Linked DNA regions of Homo sapiens: region 2 is linked to region 1. Evidence: read pairs that join two places in POLR2A ChIA-PET (ENCODE). Cell type or tissue: K562. All regions are shown on one strand. Each heading gives the region's core, and the rest is flanking DNA. Links, peaks and the distances in the headings are about the cores only.

Evidence for each region. Peaks named below come from ENCODE experiments on the same cell type or tissue, not always from the same donor. Only the 100,000 strongest peaks of a DNase experiment are listed, where the experiment ranks them.
Region 2: POLR2A ChIA-PET joins it to region 1 with 6 read pairs; 5 of 35 experiments call an interaction of 5 or more read pairs at or near these places.

Annotation. Positions count from the first base shown.
Region 1 is chr6:156,819,965-156,835,333 of GRCh38, reverse strand. ARID1B (AT-rich interaction domain 1B) reads right to left here. Exons shown (of 20, transcript NM_001374828.1): 2 at 5,913-6,107. Among named protein-coding and RNA genes, the nearest start is that of MIR4466, 48 kb to the right of the region's middle. RefSeq lists enhancers at 4,511-5,478, 14,696-15,323 and a silencer at 13,383-13,452. In K562, for the core only: no CTCF peak of the experiment used is centred there; a DNase peak (open chromatin) is centred at 6,756.
Region 2 is chr6:156,910,512-156,925,880 of GRCh38, reverse strand. All of the region lies in intron 3 of ARID1B (AT-rich interaction domain 1B), which reads right to left. Among named protein-coding and RNA genes, the nearest start is that of MIR4466, 140 kb to the right of the region's middle. RefSeq lists enhancers at 8,367-8,426, 11,883-12,383. In K562, for the core only: no CTCF peak of the experiment used is centred there; no DNase peak of the experiment used is centred there.

The DNA.
Region 1 (15,369 bases), core at 5,486-7,985:
ACCCAAATACAATATAAAAAGTACACAAAACCAGTTAGGTATTATAGGAATTTACAAATCTTTTCAAAAATATTTTCTTTTTTTTTTTTTTTTTGTGACAGAGTCTCCCTCTGTCACCCAGGCTGGAGTGCAGTGGCAAGATCTCGGCTCACTGCAAGCTCCGCCTCCCGGGTTCACACCATACTCCTGCCTCAGCTTCCCGAGGAGCTGGGACTACAGGCGCCCGCCACCACGCCGGCTAATTTTTTTGTATTTTTTTAGTAGAGACAAGGTTTCACTGTGTTAGTCAGGATGGTCTCTATCTATCTCCTGACCTCGTGGTCCGCCCACCTCAGCCTCCCCAAGTGCTGGGATTACAGGCGTGAGCCACCGCGCCCGGCCCAAAAATATTTTCTTAGTACAAAACTCCATCTACAGGGAGCTTTGGCATCACAGCCAGTAGCATCTGCTATCTACTTGGAAGCAGAAATGTGAGGTATAAATGTATTTTGCTGGTAAACCTTAAATACCTTCATGTTCACTGCTGAAGAACAACTGAGGAAACCATGACAAAATGTGGCCAACGAAAGGCCATTATTTATAAAAATCTGCAATCTGCTGAAGGGCCTCCAAACATTTCAGGTGTACAAGCAAATCAGCTCGGCTCCAAGTCTCAGTACAGAACACGAATGTATGAAAATGCTGTAAACAACATAGTGAAATTTCATAGCATTTCATTATTTTACTGGCCAAAATGTTCACCTTCATTTCATTTGTGTGTTTATATATGTATATCTACAAATATGTTTAACATATAAATTAATATACATATACACGTTTCATTACACAAGAATGCCATTGTCACATGAATGTTCTGTTTTTTACACACATGTGGGAGCGTACATGTGCACACAGATATGAATGGGCATCTTTAAGTAAATATAGAGACTCAAAAAATTAAGAGTCTGAATGTAAAACAGGCACCAGGCACCCATTCCTCTCCATTATACTTAGTCAAGTTATCTATCCTTTCTCATCCTGGACACACCATCACAGTCGCAAACATAGGAAGTCTAGGCTCTTTTTTAAATAAAACAAAAATTAAGCCCTGACTATTGGATTCATATTTAGGATTCAAAGATTGAATCATAATAAACATTTCATGATGAAAAACTCTGGAATTTTTAAGTCTTAAACCAGTCTTCCTCTCCCCATTCATCCTTACTTTTCAGAGCTCTCATGCAAACTATATCAAAACGTGGCTTTAATTACATTTAAAAGAAACACATTTTTTTCCAGAATAGATCAACAATATAAATTAACACAGGTGGAAACCCTAGAAATTGCCTGGCTGCCTTAATAACCCCAAAGGAAACATTTATTTTAGCCAAACAATTGTAATGTTTGTCTCCTTTTTAGAAACATCTGCTGCCAAAATAAACATTTGCATTGGAAGAAGTGTTTTGGCTGTTAAGAGGGTACCAAATAAAATGCTTATGTTCTGAAATAAATATTTTACTCAAAAAACATGCAGCAAAATTAGAATACAAATCTTTTTCAAGCCCTCTTCAAGGAAACCTGTTTTGAATTGTTTTTACTTCAATATGAAGTAATAAGTTCAGATGAATCACCTTAACAAAAATAATTAGTTTATATTTAATTTTGCCATTTTCTATTTCAAAACAATGATCATATTCTATGTTCCTGCTATAAAGTTCTTCGCAATACATGTATGCCTTTAAAAACTAAAAAAGTCATGTTTTCCCATCATAAAAGCACTCATGAACTTCAATCTCTCATTTTGCTTTTTTTCCTTTTGCCCTGTTTTATAATTCCAACAGGCATCATATTATCAAACACCTGCAAGAATAGTTAAAATATCAACCCAATTACAAAAAAAAACTCAGGAAAAATCTCAGTCTACATAATTGAAATCTGCTTGACACAAATAAATAACTCAGCTTCTGTAAGCTATTTCTCCTGGGTGCCGTTTTATATTAAAATCTTATTTAAAACAAGTTGGTAAAGGCCTAGGTGTACATTTATGATCACGAAGGATAAGAAAAATGAAACAAAACCTGCATTCCTGATCCAGCAAAGAATATCTTGGTGTCTTTAAGGTTTGTTTTTTTTTTAATCTGAAAAACTCAGAGTCAGATTCTAGTAACCTTAAAAATTATGCCTCTTCTGTGTAGCTGTCTAATAGATGAAATCAACCAATGTACTTCTGTTAACCAACCCCATGTCTGAATTCCAGAAGCCTGGAGGCAGAATATTCTCCACAGAGGCATAGAAAATTCATTTCCCCCCTGAACTCAACAAAAACCCAAGTAGACTAGTTTTTAGGGCACCGTGCAAAACTAATCTGTTTAGCCATGTATTTGCCTGATGATGTGGGAGAACTGGCAAGTGAAAGACCACAAATCTAGTTCCAGTTAATAAAGACTAAAATGATGTACTATTATCACGTCATGCTTCAAAGATCCAGTCACGAGTATATCTCAAAAACAAAATTATCACCATACAAATCAAAGATCACCAGGGTAATACTAAAATCAAACACAGTCAGTGGCCAGTTCCTTCAGACTCTCAGAGACAAAAAATAAACAGTGATACTCCTCTCCATGTTAAATTTCACATCAGCACTGCAGTTCTTTCTAACAAAATACTCATTTAAAATTCATATCACAGGAGCAGAACGCCAGCCAGGAATCAAACTGTGACCCCTGAGCCAAAGACAACTTACCACTCAGCTGGTAAGTGGGCAACTCAATTTACAAACTTGAATTCCTGCATTTTAATCCTGTGCAGAAATATACGAGCAATATTAAATGAACTGGATTCAGCTCATTAGAGGTTCACAAACCAAACACAGAACGTTCTGGAAGCCATCCAAAGCAAAGTCATGCCTAGGTGGTGATGTCCACTCAATAAATACTCAATGTCATAATTATCTTTCAACTTTTTCCCTGAAGAACATTATTAGCCACAACTACAACAATGCTTAGCCAATTACATTAATCCTAGGGGAAGATGGATGGGACCAGCAGCCAATCACAGTGCCAGGACCCTGTTTGTGAACAAATTTATAATTATCCAAAATGCAGAAACAAAGCAATTCACTGAAAATTCCTCCCCAAAGAACACAGACTCAAGCTAACAAAATGAATGTATATGCTCTAATAACCTTTGCTCTAAATCTTCACTATTTTTTTCCATTTCAAAAATTAAGAACTGTTCACATGACCTTGGTATTATAAAAGCTGTATGTCTTCTTTAAAATGTTATACACATTCAAAAGTGCATTCTGTTATTTTTAGCCTTTTAAATTTTAAAACAAGATACTATATTTCAAAGCTGTATTTAACTAAATGAAAAGGTAAAAAGGCAATACAGATTATTTAGACCCATGACTTTGATTAACTCATTATGAAAGTTTCCACACTTCTGCAGCCAGGATATTCAATTTCTTACCAGATATACTATTTTCCTTTCATTATCAGAAAGATCTGTGCTTAATTAGAATTGGGTATTTCTTTTGGTTAGCAGTAAAATATCCAATCTAAAATCTTAATTAAAAATTTGCTGAAATACTTGATGGGCAACCTACATCAATTTGTCCCTTCAAATAAATCTAAGAGTCATTGGATTTAAAAAGTGTATAAGAGTCACAGGGATTAAATAAATGGAAGAAGCTAAGAAAATTGAGATTACTCTATATATCTGTGTATGTCCTCTACTTTTAGCTTTACACATTTAGAAAAGAAAATAATTAAAAACATTTCCTAGGTAATCATTCTTCACACACCCTCTCCATTTGTTTGACTCCCACTTTGGGACTGGAAACTAAGCCAACATCTAGAACTTCTAGTGAGACTTAACTCCTTCAGAGACCAGGGAGATCCGGCTGCTTGCCGTGAACAGCATCTTTTGAAACTGACTTTTTAATCTCACATCAGGGAAACATGCTGAAAAGCAAAGTGGGGAGCCCAAGAGCAGCGAGCATCCACTTCTCTCTGCCGGTCCCACTACTTCTTACTACCTTCCCACCTCTGCTCTCTTCCTGTGGCCAAAGCACCATCCACAACTATTAGCTCCCACATAAAATCAGCAACAGAGTGCGATGGGGACTTGAGCAGCCAGCTGCCTGGGCTGTCTTCCTCTCAACTAATGGTGAAGCTGCTCTAAAACTAAAATGAAGGAGAGAAAATCGCAACTCTTCCACCTTACTTTTCATCATTTACAAATTATTTCCTTCTCACAATTAGCAGCCACAACTAAAGATTTCTACTCTAGGCAGCAAAATATTGCTGGAAAAAAAGGAATAATGTGGAAAAAATTAAAAGTACAATTAAGTATGCAACTGACTGCTAGAATTCGGAGTGGGTAACCTTCAATAATTGAGAAGTGAGGTCTCTGACAACAGCAAAGGGTGTTCAATCTGCAACTAGGATTCAAAGGCTGAGCTACCTCTATCTTCCCCAATAATGGCCTTAACATAAACAAAATCATCCAAGTGGGAGCAAAGATAAAGAGGAAAGACAACATTTTATTTCTTATTTTATAAATAAAAGACTTATTTTATTTCTTTTTTTTTTAGGGTCTCGATACATTGCCTAGGCTGGACTCAAACTCCTGGGCTCAAGCGATCCTCCCACTTCAGCCTCCCGAATAGCTGGAAATACAGGAGGGTGCCACCATGCCATGCTACTATAACATAGACTTACACAATATTATAATTAAAATAAACTTCAATAATAAATTAATAACAATAATAATGAAACAAATAATAAATCACAATACAGATCGAATAGTGTATAAACGAGAAGGCTCAGAAGCAACCTACTGATGAACTGTTAATATACAGCTATGTATCATGTAAAGTATGATCAATCATTCTCCATATCCACATCAGAGAGAACAGTAGTCATATCTAATTTTTGCCCCTCAACGAAAGATGTCTGGTCAGATGGAAGCATTTCCTGAGACAGCACTGTCAAGCCCTGTTGTGGGTTACCGACGGCCGCACCATGGGACGCCCCAGCCTGGGGCAGTAAAACGTGCAGCAGCATCAGCCTGACCCACTCCCTGGCGGCTTAGGTACGGTATGGCGATTTATAAATAAGCCTTTCTGGTGCTCCTAGTAACTAAATACCCTAACAAGTTTGAATCTAATTTAGTCTTTTCCAAATTTCATCCTCCCTCCAGCCAGCATAAAGGGGTATTCTTTCAAGTATCCAAAAGACTAGGTTTACCACTGCTAGAGGGTAAATGGTCATCTAAGGTGACTCCATTTGATTCCAGAGAAAAAAAAGGAAAATGTTGGGTCTCTTAAGAACAGGAAAAGTCTTTTTTAAGTAAAAACACAAAACCCATCAAGACCTAACAAAACAGATGCACATCAAATCCTCTTATATGAAATACAGAAACCTTTTTCAAAAGGTACAGAAGAAATAATTTAAGAAATGAAAGCAAAATAACTTTGGGAGACTAAACTTTTTTTTTTTCAATTTTAAAAACTTGATGCCATCCTCATGGAAAAGACCTTTAAATGACTTGAAAATTCACCTTAAGATGGTCTATTCACAGCTCAAAATCTGACACAGTCTGACAAAAATGTTGGAATGCCAAGTTCACTTCAGAGCTTACATCTGTTATAACCTGCTGCAAATTTATGACACAGTGCACCTATCAAATACAGCTGGTCCTGCTGCCCTTCTACCAAACAGGTATTCTGTCCACTTTAAGAAGCTCACCTTTCCATCTTTAAAAGAAAAAAAAAATTATACCTGTGATTAAAGAAACAATAAAAATTAAAGCAGAAAATCCGTGCAATGCCCCCTAATTCTCTTTAACATCAATCTTAGGTGGACAGCAAAAGGCAAAGACAAAACTATTACAAAAAAGCAGCGGGTCGGGGGACCAGCACAAACCTGCTGCTGAGGGTACTGCATTCCGGCCATGGCCCCGGGAGTCCGACCCTGGATGCCAATTGGATACCGCTGTGGGCCTGGAGGGCCATAGGAACCTCCTGGGTACGGACTGCTCTGCTGAGGCTGAGAATGAGGGTTACTGCCCATGCCATACAACTGAGGTCTCTTCATCACCATTGGATCCATTGGGCTGCCCTGTGAAGACATAAAAGAAGTCGGTTTATTAATTCATTCTTTATTACAAAGGCACAAATTTGTGTTATGTCAACATATGCATTAATAACACAACTATCCTTAAGTTTTAAAAATATTAAAAACAATGACCTGACAAAACATCCAGCAAGACATTAAAGAAAAAACCTAGATGGATACAAGAAATTTTATTTTTTACTTTTAGGAGTTTTTAACAACTAAGAGAGCTCTAGACTAAACAAAACTAAAAACGATTTTGGACCATAAGCAGAGAGAAAACATTTGCATCTAAAATTCTATTATGCGTACAGGAAAAGAGCATGATAGTTAAGCTCACCCACCTCCTTTTAGCTTACTAGTAATAAGAGCAGAGGGTATTGAGTGATTAACATTTTCTGCCTTCAAAGTATTCTTAGAACAATGATTTTATTTTAGAACTGAGTCTGCAAGTCTTGATCAAACCTTAGTGCAACCGAGTGTTCATTAAAAAGTGAAAAGATAGATTTTAGATCATGCATATGTCCAGGGTAAAGATTTTGTTCAGAGACCAGCAGTGTGTAGGGATGAGCACTCAGACTATGAGTCACAGCACCTCTCCCCATGTAAGTCAGCATCTTACCAAACACAACCAGTTCACAAGTAGATGTTGAATTTTATTTTTGGTTTGGTGAGTCAGGCCCTGGGCTTCAGGGCCGAGGTCATACAGGAGGGCTAGGCGTGGAGCCTCAGCCCTTCATGTCCTGGGACGTCAAAGGAACAAAGCAATAGGTAGAAAGGCCCTCACCCGGTGCTACAGTAGCAGGCAGCATTCACCCAGCAGCTCCTTCCTTCCCTCCTCTGTCCTTCCAAAACCACATACTGATCCCAACTGTGTGCCAGATGCTGCGTTCACACTGAGGTAAGTACATGGGGACTTTCAGGAAGGCTTAAGAATTAGCAGGGTAAATTCAAGACCATCCTGGCAACATCACAAGACCCTGTCTCTACAACAAATTAAAAACTTAGCCAGGCGTGGTGGCAGGCACCTATAGTCCGAGCTGTTCAGGCTAAGGCAAGAAGATCACTTGACCCCAGGAGTTCGAGGCTGCAGTGAGCTATGATCACACCACTCCACTCCAGTCTGGGTAACACAGTGGGACCCTGTCTCTTGAAAAAAAAAAAAAAAAAGAGGCCGGGCATGGTGACTCATGCCTGTAATCCCAGCACTTTGGGAGGCCAAGACGGGCAGATCAGTTGAGGTCAGGAATTTGAGACCAGCCTGACCAACATGGTGAAACCCCGTCTCTACTAAAAATACAAAAATCAGCTGGGCATGGTAGTGCACGCCTATAATCCCAGCTACTCCGGAGGCTGAGGCAGGAGAATCGCTTGAACCCAGGAGGCGGAGGCTGCAGTGAGCCAAGATTGTGCCACTCCAGCCTGAGAGACAGAGCTAGACTCCATCTCAAAAAAAAAAAAAAAAAAAAAAAAAAAAAGAATTACCAGGATAAAGGGGAATAACACGTCCAAGGTGGGAGGGAACAGCATGTACAGTACCACAGGGCAGAAGAAACAGCACAAGGCACTGGGTCAAGGGAGATGAACTGCCTGGTGTGTATCAGGAAATAAAAACCATCTGGATCCACGTGAAGCACGAATTTACGAAGATGCTGAAGCAGGCAGAAGCCAGAACATGGGTGAGCCCTGCAGGGCATTCTACAGGCTCAGGCTGCCTCTGACAGATGAACACAGGACTGCTCCCTTGGGCACCTGACCCAGCTGGAAGCAGGTCAGGTTGCCCTGGCAGGCAGGTGAGGCTGAGGTCCTGAACTGGCAGCAGTGGTGGGAGGAAGCAAGCCCAGCTCCAAGGCACAGTTAGAAGGGAAATGCGGCAGGATTTGGAGACCAAATGAGTGATGGAAGCCAGCAGCCAAATGAGATGGAGTGTGCAGAGGGAGAAGCCAATCACCATATCCCCAGGAGTGGGAGCCTTCAGTGGTTTACATAGGAAACTTGAGGCTCTGATATGAAATCCAGGTGAAAATGCCCAGAAGGAAGAGACATAATGAGCTGCAGCTTGGGGAGTAAGGCCTGACCTGGAAAAATAGGTAGAGAAGTCAGCAGAGAGGACATCCACTCCCAGAGGGCAGGGATTTTCTCTATTTTATTCACTATTATATCTCCAGGGCATAAGTTGAACAGTGTACCCAGCACATTAATTGATGAATTAATCAATAGGAAGCAATAAAACCCATGAACTTTATTTAGGAGGAATATATGAAAGGAAAACAATGGGTAGCGAACAGAATCCTAGAGAATATCACCGCTTAAGGGAAAAGGGAAAATGAACCCACAGACAAGCTGGAAGAATGGCCAGAAAATGTAGACACTCTGGAGAGTGTGCTCTTACAGGAGGGAAGGGAGTCAGGTGTAGCAACGAAACAGGTGTGCCAAATGCAGCCCAGGAATGCAGTCAGGTGAAGGGTAAAGGCTTCTGCTATACTTGACAAGGAGGCCACTGCTGTGCTCGGCAAGGACAGTCTCGCTGCAGAGGTGAGGGCTGAGGCTGGAAGAGGAGGGACGGAGGGGAGGTGAAGATGGAAGGCAGGAGCACAGACCCCGAGAACTGCCAGTCCTCTCTTCCACTGGCACTCCCACTCCAAGGCTGCACGGGTCCTTCCCCTTCTCTGCCTTCCTCAATACTCTGGTGTTCACTTTAAAGATTTGGTGAATCCATTCACCACACATTTACTAAGCACCTACTATGTGCGTTGTGCCCAACACTGGAAGCAGAAGGATGAACGAGCCTCCATGTCCTGGAGATTCACTGAAGGAGACAGACTAAACAGGTCACAGTGCAACACAGCAGATGTCCTGAAGGGACAAAGCACCAAGGCAAGGTGAGAAGAGGGTGTCTCACTGGGTCTGCCATGGGCTTTAACAAAGGCTTCCTATAGGAAATACCTGAGCTCAGTCCCAAGGGATCCACAGGACTGTGCCAGGAGGAACCCATCTCACCTGAATGAAGCTCTGTGGAGGACACAGGAGGAAAGAGGGTGCTTTGCCCCAGGCCCCACAGCCTACAAGCAACTTTTCTGCTCAAAATTCACCATGTGATACAATTTTAAACTGTTACTACTTTCACCAGCCAAGACATTGTTTGGACTTAACATGATAGAAATTAAACGACAGTACATTTGTTTGCCCAAACAATATACTGATTTTACATAACCTGAGCCGCCTTCATAATTAAGTGTACAAACATGTATGTTGATATATTTGTAGTAAAACTAAAATCTAGGGCTAAGAATTCATTTTCTCATAATTATTTAAATTAGAATTTATGCCTGATAAAAATAAAATGTGATTATTTTCTAGATTTTCTTGAAAAAGGTAAAACTTTTTATGGAAGTATGAAAATCAAGGCTGAGTTGGTGATTTCAAAATCAGCCAAGTGAATGAAGGACCTATGGAGAGGCTGAGTAAATCAAATTTCAGGCTGAATTTCCAATACGGGGCCCTGAGGCAGTCCTATCTTCACATTCAATCTAGACAGCCCAGGGCACAGGAAACGTCTACTTATTTCACTTCAAATAGTGCACGACCAAAACTGCCTTAATTAAAGCAGAAATGTTAAATGGGAAAATGATTGGAATGTCTATGTTTTAATGCTATAGATAACAGTGCAGCAAATTCATCTTATCAGTGACTAAAATTGTTTTGTATTATCTGTCTCATCACTGCCATCAACTCTCACAGTCCTACTTAAAATTCAGTTAATTTGCACCATGTCAAAAATGTTAGCTTAACCCTCAGATTTCTGAAAATCGAAAGCATTAAATACACAGATTATCTGAACCTCTCAAAATGCATCAAATATCTTTCAATGAGACTTCAGATAGAAAAACAGTTACTCATACAGTGCAAATTATTTAATTTTAACTTCTCCTTATGGTCTATTATTAAATATTCATCCACAGTCCAAATCCATCCTGCTGTGTCCTCTATTTTTGAGCATTAAAAATGTACAACTGAGGGTCTCAACTCCTGCTTCTCACTACCAGTCCCTTAAAGAAACTAAAAATTGGCCAAGTGCGGCGGCTCACGCCTGTAATCCCAGCACTTCGGGAGGCTGAGGCAGGTGGATTGCCTGAGCTCAGGAGTTCAAGACCAGCCTGAGCAACACGGTGAAATCCTGTCTCCACTAAAATACAAAAAATTAGCCAGGCATGGTGGCGGGCACCTGTAATCCCAGCTACTCAGAAGGCTGAGGCAGGAGAACTGCTTGAACCTGTGAGGCAGAGGTTGCAGTGAGCCAAGATCGTGCCACTGCACACTCCACCCTGGGTGACAGAGCAAGACTCCATCTCAAAGAAAAAAAAAAAAATCAAATCTAAGACTTCTGGAAAACAAAAGGGCCAAGCTGCTTCTCATACGCACATCTAACCTGAAGCAATTTTATGTTTTTTGTTTTGTTTTGTTTTCTGAGACAGGGTCTCGCTCTGTCACCCAGACTGGAGTGCAGTGGCACAATCTCAGCTCACTGCAACCTCCACCTCCCGGGTTCAAGTGATTCTCATGTCTCAGCCTCCCAAGTAGCTGGGATTACAGGCACATACCACCACACCCAGCTTATTTTTGTATTTTTTGTAGAGACAGGATTTTGCCTTGTTGGCAAGGCTGGTCTCGAACTCCTGACCTCAAGTGATTCGCCTGCCTCGACCTCCCAAAGTGCTGGGATTACAGGCGTGAGCCGCTGCGCCTGGCCAATTTTATGTTTTTTTAACATCTATCCGGGTATGACCATTTTCATTTCTCACTGAAAGTTTATGCTCTATCAGGGTTATCATCCACATCGAAAACAGCCCTCAACAACTTCTCTAAATAGATTGTCCGAGCATGTTTTCATTTCTAGATGGCATTCCACAACTGCTGTAGCTTGAGTTTCAATTCCAGAAAATAAGACAAGTGCTGTGAAGGCCACAATATATACACCACCATTTTCAAAGAGCTCTTAACCTAACCAGTCTGGTTTTAGTTACTTGGCTTTTAATGCAATTTTTTTACTTGATAAGACTTTCCTCCTCCTTATTCAAAGTAAACTTTTGGATGTACATGTAAGTAGGAGTTATTCTCTCTCTCTCTAAGGAAGAAATACATTGTCTATTTTTAAGAAATGTTTGTATATAGATTCTTCTAAGCATATTGGGTAGCACAATTCAGCTATATTACATGTCAGATAGGCTTTCAGAGGCTGGGCTGGGAATCCAACTGTCCTTTTCAAGATGATCCAAGTTAAAGGACAACTTGCTTATATACTTTTAGTATACTTTAAATATACTTTATCCTTTTTATATTTAGATACTCTGTTATCAGGCTTTCAGAGTATCCCTACACATGCATTTATAGTAAAAGATATCTAATTGTATTTGCTCCTAAATATCAAATTAAGAACACAGTTTATTAGATACATCTTTATGCATATCATATTTTACTACTTTTTTCAGCCCAATTCCTTCAACCGCAAATTGGAAAAACACTTCACAAAAAAAAAAAAAAAAACAACAAAGAAAACCCACCGAAAGAACTATCGAATCTTGTTGATCTAAAATCATTTCTACACATGTGGATTAAACAAGAGCTGATAGAAAACTCTTCCCTCTTTTGAACCATTGTTCGGGAAACAACATTCTCTTACCAGTAACTAAAGAAAACTTTTGAAATCTGTTCTATTTCTCTCGCTCAAACAGGGCAGGGGGTGTTTATTCACGTCTGCAGCTGTGTACCGAATGGCACTGCCCAGCAAGGAAGTAGGGGCTCTGGATTCAGAATGGATTCACAGCCCTGTCCCACCAGGGACCTCGAGTACACTGTGACCTTATTTCTTAGTTTTCTCATTCACTAAAGGAGAAATAAAACCCACCTTGCAATTATTATGAACATTAAATTCATCAGCGCTATAAAGGCTCTCAGAGGTCACAGGGGCTATGGCAGCACCTGGAGCCCAGGGCCCACCTACTCATTGAGAAAAAATGGAACAGCCCAACTGTGCAAAAGTAAAGAATCCATGGCCCGGCCGTAACACACCAACACAGCGGACTACACACGGGCATAGAGAAGACATGTCAGGTAACGTGCCATTTCTTCAATACTGATGCACACAGATCACAGCCATGTGAAACAAGCTCGATAAGGATCGGGGTCAGCCACAGTGGCCTGTAGATAGTTGCTGTCATATCGGGAAGCAATCTGTGTTTACTTTTCTGTGATGGTGTCTAAATATAGCTCAAAATGCCTCTGTTTTTCCCTGAGCATATTACAAACAGTACTCTGGCTCTCTGTAAAGGGAGAACAGGAGGTGGATGCAACACGGCCGTCTAGCCTGTCTTCCTCCCTCGCACACCCGCCTGGTCACGGCACACACAGAACAGTGGGCAGTGGGCGCCCACTCCACCTCACCACAGAGGTTCCCCACCACATGCCAGTGGCACCACCCAGAAGCCACTGTGGGACACACTTCAGAGCTGCTGTACACACCTGCAGAAGACACAAGTAAAGACAATGATAATACTGAATGCATACTCTGGTCAGGTTCTTCTCCTAACGGCATAAAAACCCGTTTACGGCAAAAGTAAAAGTGGGCACTAAAGACTCTTCCCTTGTTTCATAACAAGTGCCTACTCCTCTCTAAGCCAGAAAGAACCAAGAATCTCAGCTACCACTGCCACCACTACTGCAGAATGTAATCGCCAAAGAGATTCTCTCATGCCCAATGACACAAAGGAGGCTCACGGTAGCAGAGCTCAGACCAGAGTCAAGTCTCCCAACTCGGGTCCACAGTCCCATCTCTGGTCTGGTGTGTCTATACACGATCATCAGACTGAAGGAGGATAACATGCAACCCTGCATTTAAAACCACTATGTGTTTTACTTCAACTCACAACAAAACACTGCCTGCTTATTAAGACTTGAACTAACACGTTGGAACTTCGAATGTGGGTATCAACACACAGAAGTTCTTCTTTTGTCAATACAGGAATATTTGTCACATTTTCCAATGGTACAGAAAGGATCAAGAAATGGGATTCTAAGATATTAGACAAGACTGGCCACACATGGTAGCTCACACCTGTAATCTCAGCACTTTGGGAGGCTGAGGCGGGCAGATCACTTGAGGTCAGGAGTTCAAGATCAGCCTGGCCAACATGGTGAAACCCCTTCTCTACTGAAAAAAAAAAAAGATATTAGACAAGGCAGAAAAGGTTGTTTTGTTACTAACTCTAAGAACCATGAAATTATCGGTGCCCTCTAACCATGACATCATTAGCAATGTTGGGGGAGAGACCTCAAAACACTCCTAACTGACTGAGAAAGATGACCACTGCCTGTGTTTTTGGTCTTGGTTTTGGTTTTCTTAAGCAAGGTGCAGAGAACATATGTATTTGTGGAACCATGGAACCCTCAATTTAGCATACAGTGTCAGAGGAGTTCATGGAATCTAATCTAGAAACCCATCCAAAGATCCCAGACTTACATTATCAAATAATAACAACATATGCCATGCATTTCCAAAGCACTTTAATATATTCTCACGTTATCACAATTCTTAAGACAGCCTGACCAAAGATTCAAAGATTCAGCAATGAAACTCAGAACCTTAGAACTGCAGAGAGCCTGACGGGTCCGTAAGTGATGTACATACAAATCCTTTCAAAGCATCTACAATGAATGTTATGAATTTCTTCCTCCTATGTAACAAAAGTCTGCTCCCTGTCATTTATACCCATTGGTATTACTTTGGTCCTTTGGCAGAATATTTGAAGATCGCTGTAAGCTATTTCTCTTTTCTGCGTGACATATACCCATTCTCAGCCCCCTCAACACAAAAGGTATTGTGGGGGGAGTGGGGGAGCAGTTCTTGCTTCCTTTTTCTAGAACCTGCACTGCTGACAACACAGTCTAAGAGCTCTGCGCTCTTGGCAGCCCCATCCCCACCAACAGCTGACTAAACCCCACCTCCCCATCTCCTATCAGACACTTGGGGAGTTGACCCTAGTAGAAGAAGTTGGTCTTTATCTCCGCTTGTTTGCATTTCGCTTATTTCTGATCACCATTCTACCAGGATGAGGTTGTTTTTCAAATCTTGATTTGGATCTGACATATTACAGTAACTGCATTTTCTAGCTTGACATCAACCATCAATGAAATCAGCATACTATTTCACCCAAGTCTTCATCAATGAAAACACTGAAGAGGTGCGAGGGGAGACAGAGCCTTGGACTCACTACCAAATCTATTCATAAAGACTGGTATTTAAATCCAAGCATCAGCGTTCTGGAAGCAGATCCGTACAGAAACCTTTCCACTGGTTCCCAGGAAACCTCCCATTCCTTCACTACTCTTGCTATGCAAGTACAATACCATATTTGCCTTTAGGTGACCACCTCTTGACCACTTCAAATTCCTACATCTTTTCTAATATATAAAATAAATCCAAAGTTTAGAAACATAATTTGGGGAAAAGGTTATAACGGAGCAGGCAGGGGGTTTCAAGTCAGACAAACCTGGGTGAGAATCCTGCCTGTGCTGCTTATTAGCTAGGTAAGCTTAAGCTATTCAACAGAATACGGTCACACTCACCTCGCAGTGTTGCTGGTGGATTAAATGAGATACCACAGGATTTATCACATAAAAAGAACTTCCTAAATCTCTTTTATTTTACTCTTAACAAATTAGCAAATTGAAGGCAGAGCTAAACCACTCAATAATTTAATCTACATATTTTCCTGTCTCCCCAGCAGACTGTTAATTTCAAGGTGAAAATTTTGTCTTATTCATCTTTGCATACCTAGCACTTAGTACAATGCCTGGCATAATTAACATTTGTTGACATGAGAAAGGAACAGCTTCCTCAATACCACATGGCCACTTAAACAGCAGGACTCTAACTAGAATGTAGGCCTCTTGATGACCACTAGATAAAAGAGGTAAAGACCCTTCTAGTCTCCCCTCCCTGCAGACAAAGCTTCACTTTGCACAAGTTCACCCAGACCATGGCTTCCATCACCTCCCCAAGCTTCTGTCTCCCAAATGCTGCTTCCCTTGGCTGCTTCCTCCAAGCCCCAGAACTCTGCACAGCATTCCTGCCCAGACATCCACAGGCTCCTCTCCGCCTCTCTCTGACCTCAGAGAAAGACACCCCATCCACCCAGATATTCATGTCAGAATCCAGGACACATCCTGACCCTTCCTCTCCTCTCCACCACAGCCAGCTCCTTACCAAGTC
Region 2 (15,369 bases), core at 5,714-8,213, 90 kb before region 1:
AGGCTCATGGTGCTCAAAGAACAGGGGTGGAATGGGTCTCTTGCATGTGCCATGATGAGTACTGTTCATTATCTGTTCAGAAGACTACTAAATCCCTTCAATTTTTCCCAGTCCACATCGATAGTTTCCCTTCCCCTCTGCTCCAAAAATCTTTTAGTTTAGATAAAAATCACATGTCTAAACTGCAAATGCTTTTTAACTGCAACTAATCCCAGAGGCCAATTAGAAGCTTAAAGCCATATTCCTTCTAATAAACTATATATATTATTAATGAGTCCAAAGAATATTCAGGATATTATTTATTTTCTATCAATTCAAAGGAATAATTATTTCCAGACTTTTTTAAAACCTTTTTATAATTTTCTTTTTTTTAGAGAAAGGGTCTCACTGTGGTGCCCAAGCTGGACTGCAGTGGCACAATCATAGCTCACTGTGACTCAAACTCCTGGGCTCAGTGGATCCTTTCTCCTAAGCCTCCTGAGTAGCTGGGACTACAGGTGTGTGGCACCATACCCAACAAAAAACCATTCTAGAAAAAGGACAGGCTTGTATAAGCTACTTCATGATGCTTTCTTACTGATAAGTCTCAGTCTTACTGACAAAGGACTCAACACTGCAAAACGCCTGCAATTCACAGAATGTCACCATGGCACAGGACACCCATGTAAACAAGGACCTGCAGTCCCTGGCTTCAGTATAGAGGAACCCTGAGGGGATATGGAAGAAAAGAACAGAGCAATACCAAGAGCAGCCATCTCCCCTAAGCTTAAGAAGCAAGAATCCTAGAGGCTGCTAATTTATATTCAAAACTTAAGACAAGCTTTTAAATTTGCCTTCTTTCGTAGGAAAGAAGTTTTCATAAGACTTCTTCCTAAACTAACAGTGGGCTCAGAATGAGAAAGGAAGCCACATGGTTGCCTAAAATTAATTTTCCTAAAATAATCAACATAATGATAGGCAAGACTAAAGACTAGTTAAGATTTTTAATAATGAATGTATTTTAATAAAGTCATAAAGGCAAATGAGCCACAGTAAATGTTCTGCTCTCTATACTTTTTGTAGGGAAAAAGTAATGTATCTAATAATTTTTAAAAATCTATACAACATCCAAGAATCTCAGCTCCCTATAACTTATTACCTAAATAATTCCTTTCCTCATCCATAAAACCAAGATACAGTAGCTCCCCACCACCCTTACCCACGGTTTCGCTGTCCATGATTTCAGTTACCCATGGTCAACTGTGGTTCAAAAATATTAAAGGGAAAAAATTCCAGAAATAAACAATTCACAATTTTAAATTGCCCGCCTGGATGTGACTCCTCCCTTTGTGAGGCAATCCACGTTGCAGGCGCTTCCCATCCACTGGTCACTTAGGAGCTGTTACCAGATCCAGTATCAGTGCTTGTGTTCAAATCACGCTAATTTTACTTCATAATGGCCCCAAGGCACCAGAATAGTGATGCTGGCAATCAGTCAGCCAAAGAGAAGCTGTAAACTACTTCCTTTAAGTGAAAAGTTCTTGACTTAATAAGCAAAGAAAAAAATAGCACATCCTGAGGTTGCTAAGATCTAGGGAAAGAATGAATCTTTTATCCTTGAAACTGTAAAGGAAAAAGAAATTTGTGCATAGTATGCACAGAGTTCAGTACTATCCACACTTTCAGGCATCCACTGGGGGTCTTGGAACTTATCCCATCCCCTGGCTGACAAGGGGGATGACTGTATAAGGGACCTGCTACTAAGATACAGGAACCTACCTTCTAAGGTTGTATTCATGATCATGACACACTGCCTTCAAGCAATTAGCACTGTGCCTGGTGCCATTTAAATGTTCACAGATGTCAGCTATTGTTATTTTTAAAAGCATATTTAAGAATGAGAATCAGTCTGGGCACCATAGATTATGCCTGTAATCCCAGCACTTTGGGAGGCTGAGGCAGGAAGATCGCCTGAGATCAGTTTAAGACCAGCCTGGCCAACGCGGTGAAACCTGTCTCTACAAAAATTAGCTGGGCATGGTGGCGCACACCTGTAACCCCAGCTACTTGGGAGGCTGAGGCATGAGAATCACTTGAACCTGGGAGAAGGCAGAGGATGCAGTGAGCCGAGATTGTACCACTGCACTCCAGCCTGGGCAACAGGGCAAGACTCTGTCTTTAAAAAAAAAAAAAAAAAGAGAATCAACTAATAGAACTTTATCCAGTGGCCATGATGCTGAGGACAGTGTTGGTAGTAACAGCAGCTGCTAATAATTCTACATCACACCATCTATCAGGTACTCTCCTAAGTGCTTTACTCATACAATAAACTCTTGATTTCCACACTGACCCCATAAAGTAAGTACTATTTTACTTATGAAGAAAATTAGGTTGAGTAACCTGCCAAGGTCACTCAGTTGGCAAGTGGTGGAGAAGGGATGGGAACCAAGATATTCTTTCTCTAGAGTGTGTGCACTTAACGATGCTCCCACCCACCAGATAAGGAGGCACTTCTGGACCCTACCTGACAGCTGACAATTCCCAACCGGAGGATGGGGTCCAGGAATCTGAATTTCCCAGATTTGTCTATAAATTTCGAGGACTGTTGATTAAATACAGTGTTATATTTTCATTAAATTATGATAATTAAGTGAGTCCTACAATGTGGGGTTTTGGATATTACTCCATTACCTAGCATCTGTAATAGGGCATTTTGCTGTAACATTAACAATGGCTAATTTCCCAGGTAGATACCTGTCCACCCACCCTTCACCTATCCTCCTTGGGCCAGGGATGGTCTTATTTGTCTTACTGTGGTTAAAGCAACAACTTGAGAAGATCATCATCAGCTTTTCAATGACATGGCCCTGCACTGGCATCTCACACTTGGAAGGCTGATTCTTGCTCCAAGAACCCAAGCCCCTTCTTCTCCCAACCAAGAAGCAGACTACTTCCGGCACACGAGCCACAGACCTGGAGGGCCACAGGAGGCCTTCAGAAACTAGCAACATCAGTTCTTCCTACCCCACACTGGGACCATAACTCATATCTAGGGCCTGAATTCTTGACCTGGAGTAGAAGGTCTTTGAACACTCCCCTGAGAATACAGCAACTCTGTGATGCATGTATTTGTCTGGGAGGAGAATCTGTAGCTTTTACCAGATTCTCAAAGACTCCAGAAAGATTAAAGGGTAAGAACAGAGATAATCAACAATGGGATTTACCAAAACTGAAAACATCATAATTTCATAGAGATGTTTTGAACCAGATTAGCTGCAAATAACCACATTCAACATTGTAATACTTTTCTAAATAACTGAAACACAAATAAAAATTACTTAAGAATTTGCAAATATGCCATTAGTATCTGAATTAAACATGCAATAAAAGCCCAGACTGCTTAAGTAACTCTAGTCTAAAGAGCTACCTAGGCCAGGCATGGTGACTCACCCTGTAATCCCAACACCTTGGGAGGCCGAGGCGGGCGGATCACTTAAGGTCAGGAGTTCGAGACCAGCCTGTTCAACATGGTGAAACCCCATCTCTACTAAAAATACAAAAAATAGCTGGGCACGGTGGCATGCACCTGTAACCCCAGCTACTTGGGAGGCTGAGACAGGAGAACTGCTTGAACCTGGGAGGCAAAGGTTGCAGTGAGCTGAGATTGCACCACTGCACTCCAGCCTGGACGACACAGCAAGACTCCATCTCCAAAAAAAAAAAAAAAAGGGCAACCTATACAGGACCCCTTACGTTATTATCCACACTCTTCACTTAGATGAATACCATGGGGGGTTGCAAGTGGCATGACAGTGACCTGCTGAGACAGAGCTCCTGAACCCGCGTGCTGGATAAAGAGGTACAGACCTTCTTTTTGCCAAAGAGAGTGAAGTAAAGTGCCAGAAAGATCCTGCCTCAAAAGCCTGTCTTGCCAATTCATCCCTAAAACTGCTGAGGGGGTTAATCTCAAAAGTTGTCTGATTTCTCTGTGAAATGCCTATGGAATGAAAGCTAAAATAACTGAAGGAAAGAAAAAGAAAAAAAAAGCTAGAGAAACAGAAGAAACAGCCAAAGACAATAAAAGATAAAGAAGATTCTGTTGTTTTGCATTGTATCAATAATGCTTTCAAAATGCAAGAAGCACAAGGATTCTGCTGAATTTTTTTTACAAATATGTATTACTTTTTGAACTTTTTACAAGATGTTAAAATGGATCATTTGATCTACTAAATTATCTCTTCCCCACTCTAAGAGTACAGACTTTCAGAAAAACAATATACTAAAAAGAACTTAGCATCCAATTAGTATCAACTTTACCAATCTTCTACGAAAGTAGACAGGCCACAGGCATCCCCCTTCTCCAAGAAATAGCAGAAAATGTGAATTTTTTAGAGATTCCCTTACATTTTGTGTGTGTGTGTGTGTGTGTGTGTGTGTGTGTGTGTGTGTGTGTGTGTGTGTGTTTTCCCATCAAGTGCTATTACTGTAGAAGACTTTTTACCTTTTAAACAGTCAAATTTCCATTTGGGAAAAAACATAAAGATGACTCCAGAAATCTGAAATTATCATCAATTACATCAAAATTAAATTAAAATAAAATTTATTTATTTACCCACTTTATTTATTTCTTTAGTCACTTTATGTTAAACACCTCCAACTTTCCAAGGAGGGCAAGCTATATATTCATCCCACTTTATGTTAAAATGAACACCTCCAACTTTCCAAGCAAGGTGACTAATATATTCATCCTGAAGTTAATCCCCCACTGCTCTTCCATAAGGAAAGCAGACATGAGAACTACTGCTTTCAAGCAAGGAAGATACACCAAATATTTGGCAACTGGTAAAACAGTGGGGTCCAGGGTCCTGGAGTCCCCCTGCTAATTAATTAATTAATTACTGCCTGTAATCCCTCAGCTACTCAGGAGGCTGAGGCAGGAGAATCACTTGAACCTGGGAGGCGGAGGTTGTGGTGAGCTGAGATTGCACCACTGCCCTCCAGCCTGGGCAACGAGAGTGAAACTCTGTCAAAAAAAAAAAAGAAAAGAAAAGAACAAGAAAAAGAGAAAGAAAAGAAAACCACAGCTGTATACATACCAAAGGGCCTTCCCTGCCCGACTTCCTGACACCATCTTCTTCTGTCTCCCTAGGCTAATGCAAAGAGACATAAACCCATTCCTCTCCCAAAAGCCTAGCACTTTGGGGAAAATCAATCAGTGACCTAAGCTGGTTCTGTTCTTTCTTTTGCAGAAAAAAAGAAAAAGGTGACCACTGCCCACATTAGCAAATGCTAAAAATAATGCTACATTTCAAACATCTGAAGATAATCTTCCTCTGGAATACAATATACATAGAGCTTGTTACTCTAATTAAAAATTTTAAAAATCAAAGAAACTGATGAAGAAAGAACTTTATGTATAAATTATGTTTTATTTCATTTTTCATAGTTTAACATATTGAAATGAGCATGTTAAAGACAAATGAAAGCAGCTGAGAGTAGCAAAAAAACAATCCAGGAAAAAAATAATTCCCCAATTTCCCTTGTGTCAGAATATAAATATCAAGGAAAGAGAATTAGTGAATATATAATGAGCCTCGATGATACTTTTAACTGCACACTGCATTCTCTTCCCAACTTCATCCCTCAATACCAATGGGGGCAGGAGCAGGGTATCAGAGAGGAAGACAGATGGGCTGTCAGGCCCAGGGAGCTGAAGGGGAGGGAGGTGAAGGGGTGCAATGAGGAGGCTTGCTCGGAGAGCGCCAGTTCTACCCAACTTTCTGGTTTAGAAGAGCAGGCTTCTTCTTCCACTGGCTGCTGAGTCTGGGGAACTAGGACTAAAAACTAGAGAACAAGGCAATGTCCACTCATGCGTGAAGACATCTGGTTCAATTCCATAAATCCTCCTCTGGCGGGAGAGAGGGATCACCCACCTACAGTTAGTTATAGCAGTGTTAGGATCAGAGAAGGAGGTGAAGCTTAATTGCTCTTTAGACTAAACCCTCCTCTTAAGGTGTTTGAAGTTTTTCTTTAGCCTTTGATGAAATATATCATTCATTCATTCATTTAAAGAGCCAAGGTCTCACTCTGTGACCCAGGCTGGAGTGCAGTGGTGCGATCAGAGCTCACTGCAGCCTTGAACTCCTGGGCTCAGGGATCCTCCTGCCTCAGCCTCCTGAGCAGCTGGAGCTACAGATGTCCGCTAACACGCCCAACTAAGAAATACATCTTCAACAATCTAAGGTTTTCCTCTCCTGCCTCCATGGTAGACAGTCATGCCCAGCTGATGTGATCTCCTCCACATTTCAGTTAAACTGGGCTAAGCAGCTGCCCAACAGTGTCTGAGATGCTTCAAACCAGGACACAGCTGGCCACACACTCCAGGCCTGCCTGGCTTCCTGGCTACTCTTCTCAGGAGGAGCCTTCCATCCCCTTTCTAAAATTAGTATTGAAAATATTATTACTATATAATTCCTCACTTCCTGGTTTTAATTCTGGTACTAGAAAGAAAAAAAAAACTTAAAATATATGTTAAATATGAAAATGAATACATAGCATTATCAAATTATGATCCAATGCAATTAAATTCCCAATTATACTTCAAAACATATTAAAAAAACACTGAAAGTTTTCCATTAAAAGCCAAAAATGCTTCGATACTAGAAGTGATGTGTATAAAATCTGAGGATTTTTCTCTTGCTTTCTTCTGCTACTATTAAGGAAAAGCAAAGGCCCAGGCAGACATAGTTGCAACTAACTACAGATTCACCCTGATTTCTACAGCAATTAAGAAAACCAAATTCATACCAAAAGACATTCTAACATTCTCAAAATGTTATTTTTCTTCATTCTTCAATGGGTCTTTTTTTCTACTTTTTTTATTTTAAGAAGCTTTCAGGAATAACGCCACCAAAACACACAATAAACTGAAACTGTTAACGCAGCAAATTACACCTATATTCAAAACGAGTGCTGAGCTTTTACTATACTAGTTTTTCCCCCAAGGGAGAAAAAGGGAACAGAGAGAGGAAGGTCACTAGTCCTCATTCCCATCCTCCTGGCATCAGTCATCCTGCCAGAGCGAGCGCAGGCAGGCTGGTGGCTCCTGCAGCCTATCTAACCCCACCTCTGTGCTCCCAAAACCGGCCCCAACACAAGGTTAGAAGCCCCAAGTCAACAATCAGAGTCTAGGAATAGGCCTTGCTCAGCCACTAAGTGACCCAGAAGTTGTCTCCTCGGATGCTTACAAGCTCTTCAAACTTAAAAGGAAATCTCCCTCAGCAATGGTTCAAAGCCTGAGACAACTGTAGCAAGAAGAAAGAAAAAGATTCAAAATTCAAACATAACCCAAGTCTTCACTAATAATATCCTTTAAAACAAAGAATAACATTAACTATATTCTGGTTTTTACTGAGTTAATAGACTGTGTTAATATCCAAAAACTAAGCAATTAATGGCAACAAACTATATATGTCCTTGTTTTTTTGCTCTTATAATAAAATCTTAAAATAAGTGAAATGAACACTTCAGTGGCTTTCCACAGGCCTTGTAAGGTTAATTTTCCCCCAAAATCTGCAGGATTGGCTTATAAATTAAATTTTGGTCTTATTTCTATATAAGAAACAGATTTGCATAATATAAATAACAACAATATAAGGAACTGTTTACCCCACAATGGATCACAGCCTCTGTCCCTAATGTGACTTCTGTGTTCCTTCAATGACTTGAGTGGCATGCTGTTACAAGCTTTAAATCAAAAATATATTTCACTATGTTTTTAGCTTTAAAAAAAGTATTTTTTCTAAGTTAAGCTCCTTTGAAAGATTTTGCTTACTATGTGGATTATGATGGATATTTTATGTTAAAAAATTGAAACCTATTTTACCCCCATGTTCCAGTACTATTTTGTTCTTTTCCAAATGATTGCCCATGTGCCAAGTACTTCCAGTTCACGGCATCTCTTTTAAAAATTGCTGACCAAAAAGATGTCTGAAGAAAGATATTTTAGAAAATATCATTTAAACACCCATCTACCTACTCTCATAAAAGTAGACTCAGATTTCCACTTGGTCCAACTACCAAGTGATCTACTGCTAGAAGTTAACTGCTAAACTAGTACTATTTTCTGTTTTAAATGATATTGAACAATAAATAACCTCATTTCATTTTTAATCACTGAGGCAAAGGCAATATAAATCACCAGTTCCCACCATAATTAATATGCTCCATCTAAATGACCTTGACTGTTAACTGACCTCATTGTCTACTTCAGTATCTCTCAGGAATGGGCATCCCCTCTATTTTCACTAACAAGGAACTGGCCCTATCCCAGGATCACTTCTTCTCTCACCAGCAAAGTCTTCCTCATTCTTCCAGACTTCCTCTGAGACACTTTTATCAACATCTTCTCCTAAGCCTCACAACACTAGAATCACAGCTTGAAACACACCCCTCCCACGGCACCGTCAACCCTCCTGTTCAACTAGGGGCTCCTTTAGGTCAGCAACAACGTCTGACTCAACACTAGATTCCCACATGCAAAACAGTCCCAAGCCCAAAGGGGCTCATAAAATGGTTTATGTTTTGCTTGTCCAACAGACCCTGAGGTAAATAAGTACACTTTCATAATACCCATTATTTCTCTTAAGAATCCGAAACAACTATATCAACTTGAAGAGAAACTATACGTATAAAAGCCAAGTTTGAAATTATGTTGCTGCTTTACACTAAGGTTTTTTAAAAAGATCCATACTCTCTAAAAAAAAAATGGTGACTTCTTAAATAGGGTTACTTGCTACAACTCTTCTCTAAGAAAAGAAAAAGGTTTTTCTGGCTATGAGGGCACAACAGTGTCCCTTAAAGCCATGAAAACAGACAGGGTTGTGCGAGGATGCCAACTGTTCCAGACCAGCAGAAGACCTCGGTCACAAGAAAGGGTACTGACAGACAGCCCCCTGTCTGCGGCCAGGCAACTCTCTTTGAGTTACCTGATTGTTGGAACACTGGCCTTGACACTTAACACACAACATCTGCCAGGAGACGATGGGTGAAGGTTCCTGGAGAAATGTGTGCCTTAACAGGAAAGGAGGTCTCTTCCAGTATCTTAGGAGAGTAAGTCTGAAGCAGAACAGGAGTCAGAGGTAAAAGGAAAACGATTCTGAGTCTAAAGGTACTAGGAGGAGAGAGAAAGGTCATGAGAGCTTGCTAAGAGGGGACCGGGAAGCAGACCTGCATGTGATGCATCGAGACCTGACAACGGGGAAACATAAGGCAAGCAGAAACGTTAGAGCAAAACAAAACAAAAACTAAACCACAGCATTGAAGGAGCTTTCCCCTTCTATATAAAAGTATTAAATCTCGGTTAATGAAGTCTGAGGAAGTAAGCTAGGATGTAAAAATACTTTAAAATGGAAGCAACTTCTTCAAATAGCTTTTTTTAAAGGCCATAAAAATAGATGCTTTTTAAAAGAAGGAAATGACGAGTGTTGGGTAAATAAGATGTCTGATGAACGCACAGTGTGAACCTCTGATGTCCTAGTTATCCTCTATCTACAACAGGAAGAATAAACCAGACCTACTCACTCCAGTTCTAATTCTGCCCCCTAAAAAGAGCAGCAGAGACAAGAAATGGTAATGGTAACAAAAATGTAAACAACAAGAAGTTGTGGAATTCATGGAGCCGCAGTGTCAGCAGTAAATCAAAAAAAATTACCAATGTCCAACTGTGTACTTCTTCCTGATACAATCGAATTTCCACGATCTGTTCCATCATTGTAACACATCACCTAGATCCATCCTAATTCCAAATTCTGTGAGGGCTCTTTAATTCTGTCGGTGCTCAGAAAACAGTTAAATCCTCACTAAAAATAAAACTTAAAATAAGAACCACTGGAAAATATATATTAAAATGTAGGAAAGTGAGCTGGGGGGGTGGGGCGCGTAATTTGTTAAAAAACCTTCTAGAGAGGAATTTGGTTAAAAAAGAGGTGGGGCTTTTTTTTTTTTGAGACGGAGTCTTGCTGTGTCCACCCAGACTGGAGTGCAGTGGTGCAATCTTGGCTCATTACAACCTCTGCCTCCCAGGTTCAAGTGATCCCCCTGCCTCAGCCTCCCAAGTAGCTGCAACTACAGGTATGCACCACCACATCTAGCTAATTTTTGTATTTTTAGTAGAGACAGGGTTTCACCATGTTGGCCAGGCTAGTCTTGAACGCCTGGCCTCAAGTGATCTGCCCGCCTGGGCCTCCCAAAGTGCTGGGATTTCAGGCATGAGCCACTGAGCCCGCCCAAAACCAAATCTTTAAAATGTGCTTTTTTTTTTTTTAATTTTTTTTGAGACAGAGTCTTGCTCTGTCACCGAGGCTGCAGTGCAGTGGCACGATCTCAGCTCACTGCGACCTCTGCCTCCTGGGTTCAAGCGATTCTCCTCCCTCAGCCTCCTGAGTAGCTGAGACTACAGGCATGCGCGACCACACCTGTCTAATTTTTTATATTTTTAGTAGAGACAGGGTTTCACCATGTTGGCCAGGCTGGTCTCGAACTTCTGACCTCAGGTGATCCACCCACCTCAGCTTCCCAAAGGGCTGGGATTACAGGCATGAGCCACTGCGCCTGGCCTAAAATGTGCCTGTTCTTTTGCCCAGCAATTCTATCAAAGAAGAAAGCCTGTTTGCTCACATACATGCATCTATACTGCACAAAGGAACCAGCTATAAAAGCATTCCACAAAGCACTATCTGCAATTCCAAAAGAAATCACAAAATTTAAATACCCAGCAGTAAACATTTACCTTCTTCAACACTGTAAAGTATGTTTTACTATGTTTCAGCAAATAAAAAAGATTTTTTGAATGATTAAATCAACAATTTTCACCATGTTTACTAAGTTTCTACTTTGTGCAGGCATTGACCTAGGTGCTGGGGACATAATGACAAAACAAAGTCCTTCCACTCATAAATCTTATTTTCTTAAGGTGAAACCACACACATTATTTGGAAAAAAAGAAAAAAAAAGTGGGCTTGATAGAGAAGAGCCAAAGATTTCAAAGGGTCAGAAAGGATGGATTGACATACATATTGTTGGGATGGGGGAAAATATAGACAGGGCAGGTTTGTGGATAAAGGGCTGGGTGGCCAGAGGCCCGCTTTGGATATGTTGATTTTCCAAAGCCTGTTGGGCATTCAAATTAGTGATTACCTGCAGGAGCTGGACATACATAGATGTAGAAAGGACAAGACAGATCCAAGTTGCAAAAGTACATATGAAAGTCACAAGTCTCCAGATACGTAAAGCTTTGAAAGTAAAAGAAATCATACAGGTAAGGTGGGTAGAGCCACAAAAAAAGAGGGGCCAACACTGAGCCCTGGTCATGGGCCAGTATTTGGAGGCCAGAAAGATAAAGAAAATCTAGCAAGGAAAGGCAAGGAGCGGCCACAAAGTAGGAAGAGAGCCAGGAGAGGGTGGCGTCCCAGGAACCAAGCAAGACAGGTGCTCCGAGGAGGAAGATACCGTCAGCTGCATGGAATCCTAATGACAGGCGAAGGATGGAAGGAATGACTATCACCCATCAGGCTGAATAACAGAACACTGGAGGCTTTGAAAAGAGCTGTTTCATACCGCATGATCTCACTCAAATGTGGCCTCTAGGAAAGGTAATCTCAGAAGTGGAGAGTGGAATGGGGGCACCACGGGCTGGGAAGGGCTGGGAGCTGGGGAGTAGAGTGGAATGGGGGCACCACAGGCTGGGGTGGCGCTGGCAGTTCGGGAGTGGAGAGTGGAAAGGGGGCACCATGGGCTGGGAGTTGGGGAGTGGAGAGTGGAATGGGGGCACCACAGGCTGGGGTGGGGCTGGCAGTTCGGGAGTAGAGAGTGGAATGGGGGCACCACGGGCTGGGAAGGGCTGGGAGTTGGGGAGTGGAGAGTAGAATGGGGGCACCATGGGCTGGGATGGGCTGGTCGTTGGGGAGTGGAGAGTGGAATGGGATCACCGGGGGCTGGGATGGGCTGGTTGCTGGGAAGTGAAGAGTGGGATGGTGGCTCATGGGCTGGGGTTGGCTGGTTGTTGGGAAGTGGAGAGTGGGATGGTGGTTCACGGGCTGGGATGGACTGGTTGTTGGGGAGTGGAGAGTGGAATGGGGGTACCATGGGCTGGCATGGGCTGGGAGTTGGGAAGTGGATAGTAGGATGGTGGCTCACGGGCTGGGGCGGGCTGGTTGTTGGAAAGTAGAGAGTGGGATGGGGGCACCACGGGCTGGGGTGGGCTGGAAGTTGGGAAGATGTCGATCAAAGATACAAAATTTCAGTTAGATGGGAAGAATAAGTTCAAGAGATCTGTTGTACAACATGGTGACTGTAGTTAATAATATATTGTATTCTTGAAAAATGTTGCCAGGTGAGGTGGCTCATGCCTGTAATCCTAGAACTTTGGGAGGCTGAGGCAGGCAGATCACAAGGTCAGGAGTTCAAGACCAGCCTGGCCAATATGGTGAAACCCTGTCTCTACTAAAAATATAAAAAAATTTGCCAGGCATGGTGGCGCGTGCCTGTAGTTCTAGCTACTCAAGAGGCTGAGGCAGGAGAATTGCTTGAACCCGGGAGGCAGAGGTTGCAGTGAGCCCAGATCGCGCCACTGCACTCCAGCCTGAGTGACAGGGCGATACTCTGTCTCAAAAAAAAAAAAAAAAAGAAAAAGAAAAATGTTGAGTGGATGTAAAGCGTTCCTACCACGAAAATGGTAACTATGTGAGGTAATGTATATGTTAATTAGCTAGATGTACTCACTCTACAATGTAGTATATATACTTCAAAACATCACATTGTACACAGTAAATACATACAATTTTACCTCTCAATTTACAAAGCAAGTGAAAAAAAAAAAAAAGAAAGTATGAAAAGAGCCATTTCAATAGAATAGTTGAAATAAAAGCCTAGACAGAGTAAATTCAAGGGATACCAGCAAATGGGGAATACAAGAAAAGAGAAAAACAGGCTTGTGGTTTCGGTCAAGAAAGGCGTTTTTGTTTTGTTTTGTTTGGGGTGGGAGAAATGATGGCATGTTTAAATGCCAATGGGAAGGACAGAGAAATGGATGGTGTGGGGAAAAACCAAGAACTTGAGTGGACCAAGGGCACAGAGCAGCCTTCCAGAGGAACAAGGAGATTTCTGGCAGAGTGTGTACATCACAGAAGGCAGACATGATATGCAGACACAGGCTGGCTGGTACCTCTAAGTTCTCCTGATTGCTTGTGTTGATTTCTTCAATGAAACAGGAAGCAGCCTCACTAGCTCAGAGTGAGGGGCAGGGCTTAAGCCTTTTGGGTTTGAAGACAGAGGGAGATCTGAAATAGCCTTAGGGAAATGCAAAGCTACAAGGCAAGGATGATCTAACATCAGTGGTCACCAACTCAAATAAATAGCAGGGTCTTCCCTCCCTCTTTCCCCATCCCACTCACCTGGAGTGGGCACAAAAGTGGATTTCATCAGGCTTGCATAAATAGGTTTAATAAGATGGGGCTGGTGAGTATTTAAGAGTACATGCAGGAGCGTGAGGGCGAGTATAATGATGGGCTTGGAATTTTAGTTGGGTAAGGAAGAAAGGGATGACAGGAGGGGCATAAGAAACAGTTAAACAAAAAAAAAAAAAAAAAAGAGGTTTGATTCACTGTTTCATTTAGTTTGAAGAACTGAGCCAGCATTTTAGATATTTTGATCAATAGAGACATTGAGAGCACCTAGTCTGCCACCGGAATGGGTAATTCCTTACATTGTATAATGGGTAACGTGGAATCCTTTACACAACATTTAAGAATATTATATATGCATTACATGTTTATGTAGATAATTTAGAAAATACAAATAAAGCAAAAGAAAAGAAATCTTTACTTTCTTACCAGTTTTTACTATGTATTTGTATTTTATTTACAAATTTATAACATTTCCAGACTTTGGGGTAACTTACCTTTTCTAACAACTCTGTGAGCATGTTATTTAAAGTGGTCTTCTATACTTTCATTTCTATAATTACTGTTGTGTGGTCATTGATCCCATGGATTCTATGCCTGCTCGTGGTTTTGAGCTGTTCATCCCACACATCTGTAGCAGCCTCGTTTGCACCTGTGGAGTCCATGGCTCCCACAGACCCAGGCACAAGCCTCTGACTCTCTCACAAGCCTTCTAATGGAGAAGTGCCTGAGCATTTACTTAAGAGAAACACAAATGTGTTATAGGCAGCTTTCTGTCCTTTCCTACCTCTTTCCATTACATTCAGGGAATCATACTCATGTTTGAAATTTTATACATAGGGAACTCACTTTACATATGAATTTCAGGAAAATTAAGGACATATATAACACATGTAGTGACAAAATTTCAACGGAGTAGTTAGTTGTCACAAGGACACAGAAATGCATTTAAACAGTGGCTATAGGGTAGGAATGCTAGATTATCCTGCAATGTGTAAGAGTGACTGATGGAAAAGATCACCATGCCACAGCCGACACTACTTTCAAAAGTGCCAAAGTTTGGGTATATTTAAAAACAAAGCAAAAAAAAAAAAAAAAAAAAACTAATTATTTAGCTGAGTCTAGAACCCAACTCCATTTTGCAAGGAAGAACAAGGTGTTCTTAAAATCATCTTATGACATAATAAATTTTCCAGAAACAAAACCATCACGTATATTGAGGGAAGATTATACTTTGTTTTGCTCAGAACTTTGCCAACAGTTGCTCATCATTTCAAAAGATGACATCACCACTGACAACCCTGCTGGAGACATCTGAGTTGCCAATGCAACATTCCTATATCAATCTCATTTTGTAGCTGTCAAGTTCACAGTGATCACACATATACATCAAGCATCTATTTCACAAGTCTTCTAAAGTAGTATGCCTAAATATTTGTTTAATTAAGCATACAATACTTTATTATATACTTCTTTCTTTTCATTTTCCATATATAGTTAGTGCCTTATTCTAATTTTGTTTAAAATTTTGTGTGGGGAGAGCTCATATTACCTAAGAACTTTATTTTAAAAGAATAAAGGAGACACTAGAAAAGTTTGATTCAAACAATGAGAAGGTATTATCTGTATGTTCTAAATGATCTATCATAAACATTACATATTTGTATGGTTTCCAATTGTATAAAGGATACCAAAGGAACAACTAGAAAACATGAAACTACCAGTTCCAGCAGTATGGCAGATTAGATGCTCTAAATAGCTATTGATTGAAAAACCCAAAATACTGGATAAAATGCGTTTTCTAATCCTTTTTAAATGAATCCCAGACTTGCCATAAATGTGAGTAACATGAAGAACACCCAGAGAGCAGACCGAGAACAGAGAAACCAAGAGAGCAATAGAAGCCAACTTTTGCTATAGATTCTAACTT